Linked DNA regions of Mus musculus: region 1 is linked to region 2. Evidence: chromatin loops called from intact Hi-C (ENCODE). Cell type or tissue: left cerebral cortex. All regions are shown on one strand. Links, peaks and the distances in the headings refer to the core of each region. The heading gives the core; the rest is flanking DNA.

Evidence for each region. Hi-C counts contacts between places; a loop is a spot of excess contacts. Peaks named below come from ENCODE experiments on the same cell type or tissue, not always from the same donor. Only the 100,000 strongest peaks of a DNase experiment are listed, where the experiment ranks them.
Region 1: it touches region 2 in a loop (9-fold over the local background); 4 of 42 quality-filtered maps call a loop at or near these places.

Annotation. Positions count from the first base shown.
Region 1 is chr17:58,586,257-58,590,657 of GRCm38, reverse strand. No RefSeq gene overlaps it. Among named protein-coding and RNA genes, the nearest start is that of Gm33751, 360 kb to the left of the region's middle. In left cerebral cortex, for the core only: a CTCF peak has its summit at 2,564 (motif pointing left); a DNase peak (open chromatin) is centred at 2,518.
Region 2 is chr17:58,868,502-58,872,902 of GRCm38, reverse strand. No RefSeq gene overlaps it. Among named protein-coding and RNA genes, the nearest start is that of Gm33751, 73 kb to the left of the region's middle. In left cerebral cortex, for the core only: a CTCF peak has its summit at 1,880 (motif pointing right); a DNase peak (open chromatin) is centred at 1,887.

The DNA of each region.
Region 1 (4,401 bases), core at 177-4,176, 280 kb after region 2:
GCTGGAGGGATATCTGGGAGTGATGTCCCTCTGTTCTGTTAACATGAGGGCAATCAACAGCCCAATGCCCCTCTTGATGGCAACTAGGGCATGGCCCCCTTGGCTTGCAGAAGTTAGGGTAGGCTTTTGCACAATGACCTTGTTGACCACATTTGTAGCAGGTACCTGGTGGTCTCTGAGTCTTAAAAGACCAGGAGTCTAGGGCAGTGGATGTTGCTGGTCAGACAGCCTTTGCCAGCATATGGTATTTTTGTTTTTGGGTTTTCTCTTCTCTCTCATGTTACACCTTGAAAGCCAGCACTAAAACTTCTGCCTGTGGAGTGATAGGTCCCATCTCCAGCCATCTAAGTTTAGTTTTTATGTCACAGTAGCTCTGGGAAAAGAAGTAGGTCATCAGAAGTTGCTTACCTTCTGGGTTTTCAGGGTCCAGATTGGTATACTATAATAAAGCCTTTGTGAAGCATTGTAAAAATTGAGATGGATTTTCCTGCTTGTCCTGGACAACCTCTTAGAGTTTTTCAAAATTTACTGGCTTTAAGGCTGCCTTTCTTAGGCTGGCCAAAAGGCATGTTCTAAATCTGTCTCTGGCTAAAATACCACCTGCAGAATTACAATTCCATCAAAGATCCTGGTCAGGCACGCCTCTGATCTGATTGGATTGGACGTGCTCTATCTGATGAATTTCGTCTGCATGCATTCTCGATTGCTCCCATACTCACCTGTTTTCTTCAGGAGGTAAGTTATTTGTAAGAATTATATGCACGTCATGGAAAGACAGGCTGTAAGATTTAGTAATTTACTGAAACTCTTTAATAAACATAGAGGAGGAGTTAGAGGAATGGGAACCGAGTTTGCTCTTTATTTGAGAAAGCTCACTCAGCGAGAAAGGAAGATGTACTCTGACAAGGCCATCTACCCCAGCAACTTCTCTTAGAGGAAGGACTGATGCTGTGTCAGCTGTCCCTGGGAGAGGACTTGGGGGTTTGGCTGTGGTCTTAGAGCGTGTGATAGGAGGGGTGAATATACGTTTCATCACTAGGTTTCATGGCTAAGAGAAGTTGGGTTGGGGAACAAGAGGAGCACATGGAGGGACTGGAGTGAAGACAGATGAATGCTTGGACATAGGGGACCTCTTTCCATTTACCAGTTCACTGACAGTATGTATTAACATCCTTTAAAATTATTGGATCTTGGATATCATTAAGTGGTCACTAGGAACTATCTAGGTGGTACTGAATCCAGACCTTATTGCAGAGGTATATTAATTTTGATGCCTTCAAATCAGGCATTAGTTTCAAGGATTTGAGATTTTCCAGGAGGCATCCCAGTGGGGTACCTGAAGGTACGGTTGAAGACCTCACAGCATCCATGGGGGTGGGGGGAGTTATTGGATCATTTGTACCAGCGTCCAGAGAACAAGTCGATAACCAAAAGGAAATCAGCCAGGCCAGAGGCCCAAGTCTTCACTAGGGCCCCCTAAAGGCTACACAGTTCAGTCCCAGACCTACTAAAAAGGGGTCTACCCTGGGCCCAGAGTTTTCTTAAGTGGCTGCAAGAGCTTGCAGAAGGAAGGGAATGAGAGCTGCTTTCAAGGGATATGGTCACACAAGAGTCGATGTCATAGCTGGTATTTCAACTGGGAGGTGTGAATGTAAAATGCCAACCACTTAGCCCCCAGAAAAAGCTGGCCAGGCCCTACCTGGGAAATTAGGGATCCTACTGCTGACTGACCTTACCAATCAATATGCTGCTGTCTCTGTGATAATTCTAGCGAATTGGTAAATGGAAACATGGAACTGAGTGTTTGGTGGTGGGCCCAGCAAAAGCAGGCCCACAGGGTGGACCAGAGCAGCACAGCTCACTTGGTAGAGGTCTGTGAGTCTCACAGCAGTGGTGGTGGTGGCAGTGGAAGCAATGACCTGTAGCAGCGGTGGAAATCCACATGGTAGATAAAAGCACGTGCCAGTGGATGGAATCCACATGGTATACCAGTAGCTGCAGGCTATAATGGCAGTGGTGGCCATCCATGTGGTGTTGGTTCTCTGGCGGCAGTGGTGGCTTCACCATCTCATTAGGCAGTGACGGCCAAGTGGGCTCCACAGCTTCCCGGCGAAATGATTCCTGGGTTTCTGCACCAATGTTATGAACTTGAATGTCACATGGCTTCAAAAGGACCACACCAGGCCAAATGGCTCCACTTGAGGTTTATTGGGAGAGAGAGAGGCAAGGTGGCAGTGGAAAGAAAAGGGGGAGGGAGGGATAGAAGAGGGGCTTTCTTTATATATGGGTGAAGACACAATCACAGGTCAAGGTGGGAGGTGAGTCAAGTGGATTCTGGGAATATGGTGGCTCTTGCCTTGAAAACAGGTGTTCGGTCCTGTCTGTGTGATGTCATGAGTTTCAGAGATCCTGATACCAACAATGTTCTACAGAGGAGTAAGTGCTTCAAAGCTTTGGAACAAACAGGCCAGGAGGCAGGGCAGAACAGGGGTTTGGAGATTTCCTGAAAAGTCACCCAAATTATGCCAAATTGTTTGTATCTGCTGCCCTCTTTTGGCCATTTTATAGAAGTCACAATAGTGGAGCTAAGGCACGGGGACTTCAACTGGAAAAACTTTCAGTCTCCTCTAGGAAAAATTCATAATGTGGGAATGGAGAGGAAGGAAAGAAAGAATGAGGAAGGGAAGAAAGAAGAGGATGTAGGAAAGAAAGAAAGTGGAGATCTGGGGAGTCTTCAAAAATTTCATTTCTGAAATTTTAGACCAGCAAGATGGCTAAGTAAATAAAGGGACTTTGTGTTATATTGGCTTACACCACACAGGAGTGCTAACCTGTGATGTATCTGCACAGAGATGACAAGAACCTGATAGCATCTCAATTTAGGAGGCTGCTGTCTTAACAGAATGTTCCTACTTCAGATAACCTAATCAAGAAAGCTCTTCGTGGGTGTGTCTCATATCTCTTTAGTTGATACCAGATCCAGTCAAGCATCTACCCAGCATTAACCCTCACACACCTATTAGCAAGTTTAATATAGAACTAAGAGAAAAAGAAAAACCAAAAACACCAAAACTGGCTCTGATGAGTGTTTCCCAATGACCTGTGCTATAGTCCCAATCACCAGTTCTTGGCACTGTCAGAAGATAGCAGACACTTTAAGAGAGAGTGGCTAGAGACTATAAAGATGACTTTGCAGTTGAAAGCATTGGTTGTTTTCTCACAGGACCCAGGTCCCCAGCCCCCATATGGTGATTCACAGCCCACCGAAATGGAGTCAGTCCCAGTGGATCTAGTAATTTCTTTTGGCTCCCTTGGGTGTCAAATATACTTGGAGGAAAAACACCCATACACATAAAATAGGAGAGAGACACAGAGAGAGAGACAGAGAGAGGGAGACAGAGAGAGACAGAGAGAGAGAGACAGAGAGAGAGAGAGAGAGACAGAGAGAGGGAGAGAGAGAGAGTCAGAGACAGAAAAACAGACAGAGAGAGACAGAGAGAGGGAGAGAGAGAGAGTCAGAGACAGAAAAACAGACAGAGATAGAGACAGAAACAGAGTCAGAAACAGAGTCAGTGTCTAGTAAAAGGCCCTTGGGTCATAAGGGAGTTTAAAGGGGACTGTGGAGCCATATAACCTCCTTCATTCAGTTTCCTACCCACACCATAAGAACTTTCCTTTACCATACACCCCTCCTTAGGATATGCTTCTTTGGCAGAAACCAAAAAGAGTATGCCCATTCTATCTTAGATAGAAACTGTGAACCTTTCTTTTTATAAGTCAACAGCCTTGGGTATTCCATTATAGTGATTGAACACTGACTAATGCATACCTTAAGAGAGAAAGTCTCCTTACCAGATGATCTTCTTCTAGAATGAAGGAGGGGACGAAAAGATAGAACAAAGGAGAGAGGGAAGCAGGAAGAAAATTCAAAATAGTGACACCAAATGACCCACAATCAAAGGTACTAAACTGCTTAAAAACTCTAAATGCTGGCTTTCACGAATCTAACTCTGTTTGAGTGTTGGATGTTCACATTTTCAGGACAAAAATGAATAATTCTGGATATGTAAGAGATGGTTTTACATAAAATTGCTTTAAATGTAAGAAAATTTGATTAGTATTTCATTCTGTCTTAAGCAAATATCAAGTAGCCTGAGAGGTTATCACTCAACTTGGTGAGGGTCAGTTTGGGCTACAGATGAAATGGGTGCAGGGAGGGTCCCTTACTTCAGGACCTGATAGCCTCTGGTCAGCAGCCAATCAAATTGCAAATTGAAATTGATGTCACTCATCTAAGGTAACAGATACAAGCCTCAAGCCATGTGGTATGAGAGAGAGAGAGAGAGAGAGAGAGAGAGAGAGAGAGAGAGAGAGAGAGAGAGAGAGAGAGAGAGAGAGAGG
Region 2 (4,401 bases), core at 196-4,195:
CACTCCAATTATGGCTATTTTTAAATGGCCCGTGCTATAAAATAACTTAGACCTTTTGTTCTTGGAAATGTTACTTTGTTGGTTGCAGCAATATAAAGCGGTTCAATCCAGGAGCCTTGTGCCACTCACAGGGGTTTCCTTCTGGTTCTTCTCGCCCTCTTCTGTATTTCTAACTGCACATGAGATCCCATACTTGTTAGACAAACACACTTATAAATATAGTTCTTTCAGAAGTATATGAATGGTGATCTAAAATATATTAATGGTGATCTAAAATATATTAGTTATGCTATTTTTCAATTCTTTCTCTCAAAAGAATATCACCCTATCTTTGGATAGATGTGTATGTATGTTTATTCTTCCTAAAACTATTTAATAAGTTTCTGAGCCCAGAAGTATGACAGAAATTAATTTTTTATTCTTGTATTGTTTTTTTTAATTTATTTACATTTCAGATGTTGTCCCCCTTCCTACTTTCATAGTTTCACTGTTTCATTTTGTTGATTTTGCATGAGTCTTGAGAAGCTTCTATTCAATTTTTCAAATTTACATATGGAACAGAAGGACTAAGAAAAAGAATCAGGGGAATAGAGCTTTCTTATGAAGCTTAAGGTGGTGGTTTAGGGATTAGCACAGTGGTAGAGTACTTGCCTAGCAAGCTCATGGCCCTGACTTTGGTCCTCTGCTACGAGAAGGAGAAAGAAGATGATGGAGGATATTTTTTTCCTGACGAGAGAGTTTGCTGGGGTTCCATCTCACAGTGTAGATCTTCAGCAGGAAAGAGTAAGAAAGGAAGATGAATTCACTGCGCTAGGATGAGCAGTAGCTGCTTTGAAGAAGGAATCCCATTGATTATTCTTTAAATGATTGAGAGCCGATTCTAGGGATAAAAGAGAAAAAGACTTTCAAGGTCACTATCTTGATAAATGTGGTGCATGGATTCAAATGGGCTGAGACAGAGAGCTGTCTGTGAATTTGATTTTTCTCCCAGGGACATCAATACTAATACAGTCACACTTTTTGGAAGGGAGAAACATTAAATCTTCAGAGCCCCCAGGTACAGCTTAACTGCAAGCCATCATCTTCAAGATTGCAAAGTACTACATAACCCTCCTAGGCAAAAATACTATTGGATACATCTTTATATCCCAGTGGAAGACAAATGTCACTGAGTAGGATCAGGAAGCAGAGACAACAGGGAAGGCAAAGGGAAGCAGCCTGGCCTCACTAGCTATGGGGTACCCTCCAGCTTACATTTCTTCATCATAATTTTTTTCTGTCCAGAACAAGTACTAGCCTTGTTGTTTGGAGGGCAAGTAACTATCTAGTGATGATTCTGTGATTGAGATTGTTAGAGACACAGAGGTAACTTAGTGCTGACATATGGAAGAAAATTAGAATGGGGACATGCGGTTCAAAATAGAAATGGACAGTTTATTAAGAAAGAGGGAACAGCCATGAGAATAGGAATTAGCTAATGATCTGGGGAAGAGCCCCTGAAGCACTGGGCCATTAAGCTCGTGGCCCCTTTTGGACATCCACATAGCAACCCCTTTCTTTGTGACTGTGTAACTCAGCTTTTGTCACACATGCTATTCAGTTCATGAAGCTCATATGTGGAAGGACTTCTAGTCTTTTTTTGTCAATTGGCTTCTTTCACAATAGTTTTGATTCTGTGATGCCCAGCCTCTACTTTCCTGATGCTATATGGCAGACACTTAGCTTACTCCTATTCCAAGAGTAACTGTCATGCCAGGAATGTAATATTCTAAAGAGATACTTGTGTCCCTCACTTTGACTGTCATACAGTTACAGTGGTTCCTAAGAAATTAGATTTTTCTCTAGAAATACCATGCTTGGAGAAGGAAAAGCCTGAGGCTCCACTGCCATCCAGAAGAGGGCAGTCACAGTACATTCATTGCTTATCTTTAGAAAGGCTGCACTGTACAGTTCTTCAAATACATATATGTCTGTGTATGAATTTTAAATATGTATATGCTGGGTGTTTTATATATTTTAACTTAGTGAACTTCAAGGATTCCAATATGTCATTGCTGTCATTTTACACATTTTGAAACAAGCAACAAAGAAAGATGGGACTACCCCCAGTGTCATATGTAGTAAGGTTTCCATGTGCATTTTAGTTTAAATCCATAATCCATGTGGTACAGCAAAAATAAAACTCCCATGAATGTTGAATATGTTTGGATATGTGTATTGTGCATATGTAATACGCAAGTATGAATACTGTATAATTTAGATGAGTTTAACCAAGCCACTTATGAAATAAGAGACTCAAAAGAAGGAGAGAAAGAAAGAGACAGAAGAGATGTTGGTGATTTCAGGGACCCAATAGAAGCAGCATCAGCTAGTCTTGCAGTTAACTATGGACTTTGGGTACATGTGCATGGTGTAACGCAGGCCAGGGAGCAAGACACCTAACATCATGTTAGTCTCTAGGAAGGTATCCCAGAGTAAATGAGTGCTTTTAATACTCAGTTTCTGCAGTAACCACTCCACTGTCCTGAACAAACACTTAAATAAGCCAAGAATTCTATATTTCTTAAATAAGGCAAGAATTCTATATTTCTGGGAAAGTGGCATAGAATGCGAGAGTAGACCTGAGAGGTGTGTATAAAAAGACAACCAGGGTCCATTAGGCTATTTCAAAATGTATGGTTACAACCTCTAGTATGAACTCAGTTTCCATCTGCAGTAAATAGAGCTACACATTTCCATGTTCCCTACAAACATGTCTGCATCACCAACTACTCTTGATGTTCTCGGCCACTGCATTAATTTTGTACAAAGTAGTCTTTTGCCCTACAATTCTGTTGGCAGTTGCTGGATACAAAACTGGGGATTTTTCTTTAATGTAAATCCTCAAAGTGATGAGTGTACACCACTGGACACTGACTCCTCTACCATGTACCTGAATTGTCATTCTCACCGTGCTTGTCCAAGTTTCTTAGTACTTTAATAGTTATAAAATTTTAATTCAATCTTTGACCTGGTCTCTCTAAGAAATATAACCAGATTCACATTCACCACAAGTTAACAGAGTTATGGTTTAAGGTCATCGAGAATGTAAAGACATTGGTTTGTAAATTATCTTTGTCACTTACTATGTCTGTGTCCTGCACAGGTCACATAATTCTTCAAGACTCCTTACTTGTACCATGAGTGTGGAACACTGGTATGGTTATCCTAGCATGACATGGCCACTTCCCTCTTGAGCTATCAACTGCTGTGATAAACCTAAAGGAAAACTGGACTAGATTGAGCCCTTGACCTTTTCATCATGTAAGTGTAGGTGTGAAAGGGCTCAAACCATGTTTCTACTCAAAGACGTATGGACAGTTAAGTATTGGACAGTTAAGTATTATTATGGAAGGAGAGTATCACAGGGACTTACATTTCCCCGAAGATACGTAGGGCTGGAGAGAGAGAGAGAGAGAGAGAGAGAGAGAGAGAGAGAGAGATTTTCTTCAATTGTGTAACTACTTTTGTTTGTGTTGCCCATGACCTTGTAAGTAGTCGCTCAAGAAAACTCATGTAATTAACCCCAAGTTAATTCATTGGTTTACCAAAACTGATGCTGTACCTGATGGTAAAAGACATTTGTTCATGACTTTTTTTGAATCAGAAGTTGTGGTAAGATTAAATAGCAATGCAGAAAACAACTACTCAAAAGTCATTATCTGCCATTGTTCCTCATTGTTATTTTTTACTTTTTTCTGTTGAAACTAGGACTTCCTTGTGTGATACTGGCAGCTAGATTATAAGCCTCTACAAAGTGTTCCTGATGTTCAACGAATCCTTCAAAAAGAAGAATCATCAACATCCTTCTTTCTTTTCGTCAGATGTTAAGATTTCAATTTCCAAACTATGACAGTGGTAGCCTGGGACTCAGCACCAGTAATCCATGTAGGAAAAACCCCATAACTTGCTGAGTCTGATGTCTCTGAAAGAGGTGAAGGATTAAATGACATCTGCCAACATAGATTCTTCATACACATTGGGAACTCCTGGCTTGCCGGAGAAGTAAAACATAGCACCTACAGTGGCAGAAATCAGCAGAGCTCTTGAGAAATTCTAATCCTTATGGGGTCTACTGTGTCGAACAAGGTATTTGTTTTCTACCAAGCATATTAATAGCACAAATTGTATACTATTCTTTGAAGAATTCAGAAAATAATCTATAAATTAATTTTACATATTTTATAATTCATCCCTAGGTGATTATGACTAATCTAGACTAGAGAGATGGTTTGATTGGTAAAACCCTTGCTGTACAAGCAAAACCAACATAAAAGGCAAACAAAATAGTGAGAACCTGGGATGTCGACACTCCTGTGGAGAAATATAAGATGTAGTTTAAAGAATTCCCAGAATAGAGAA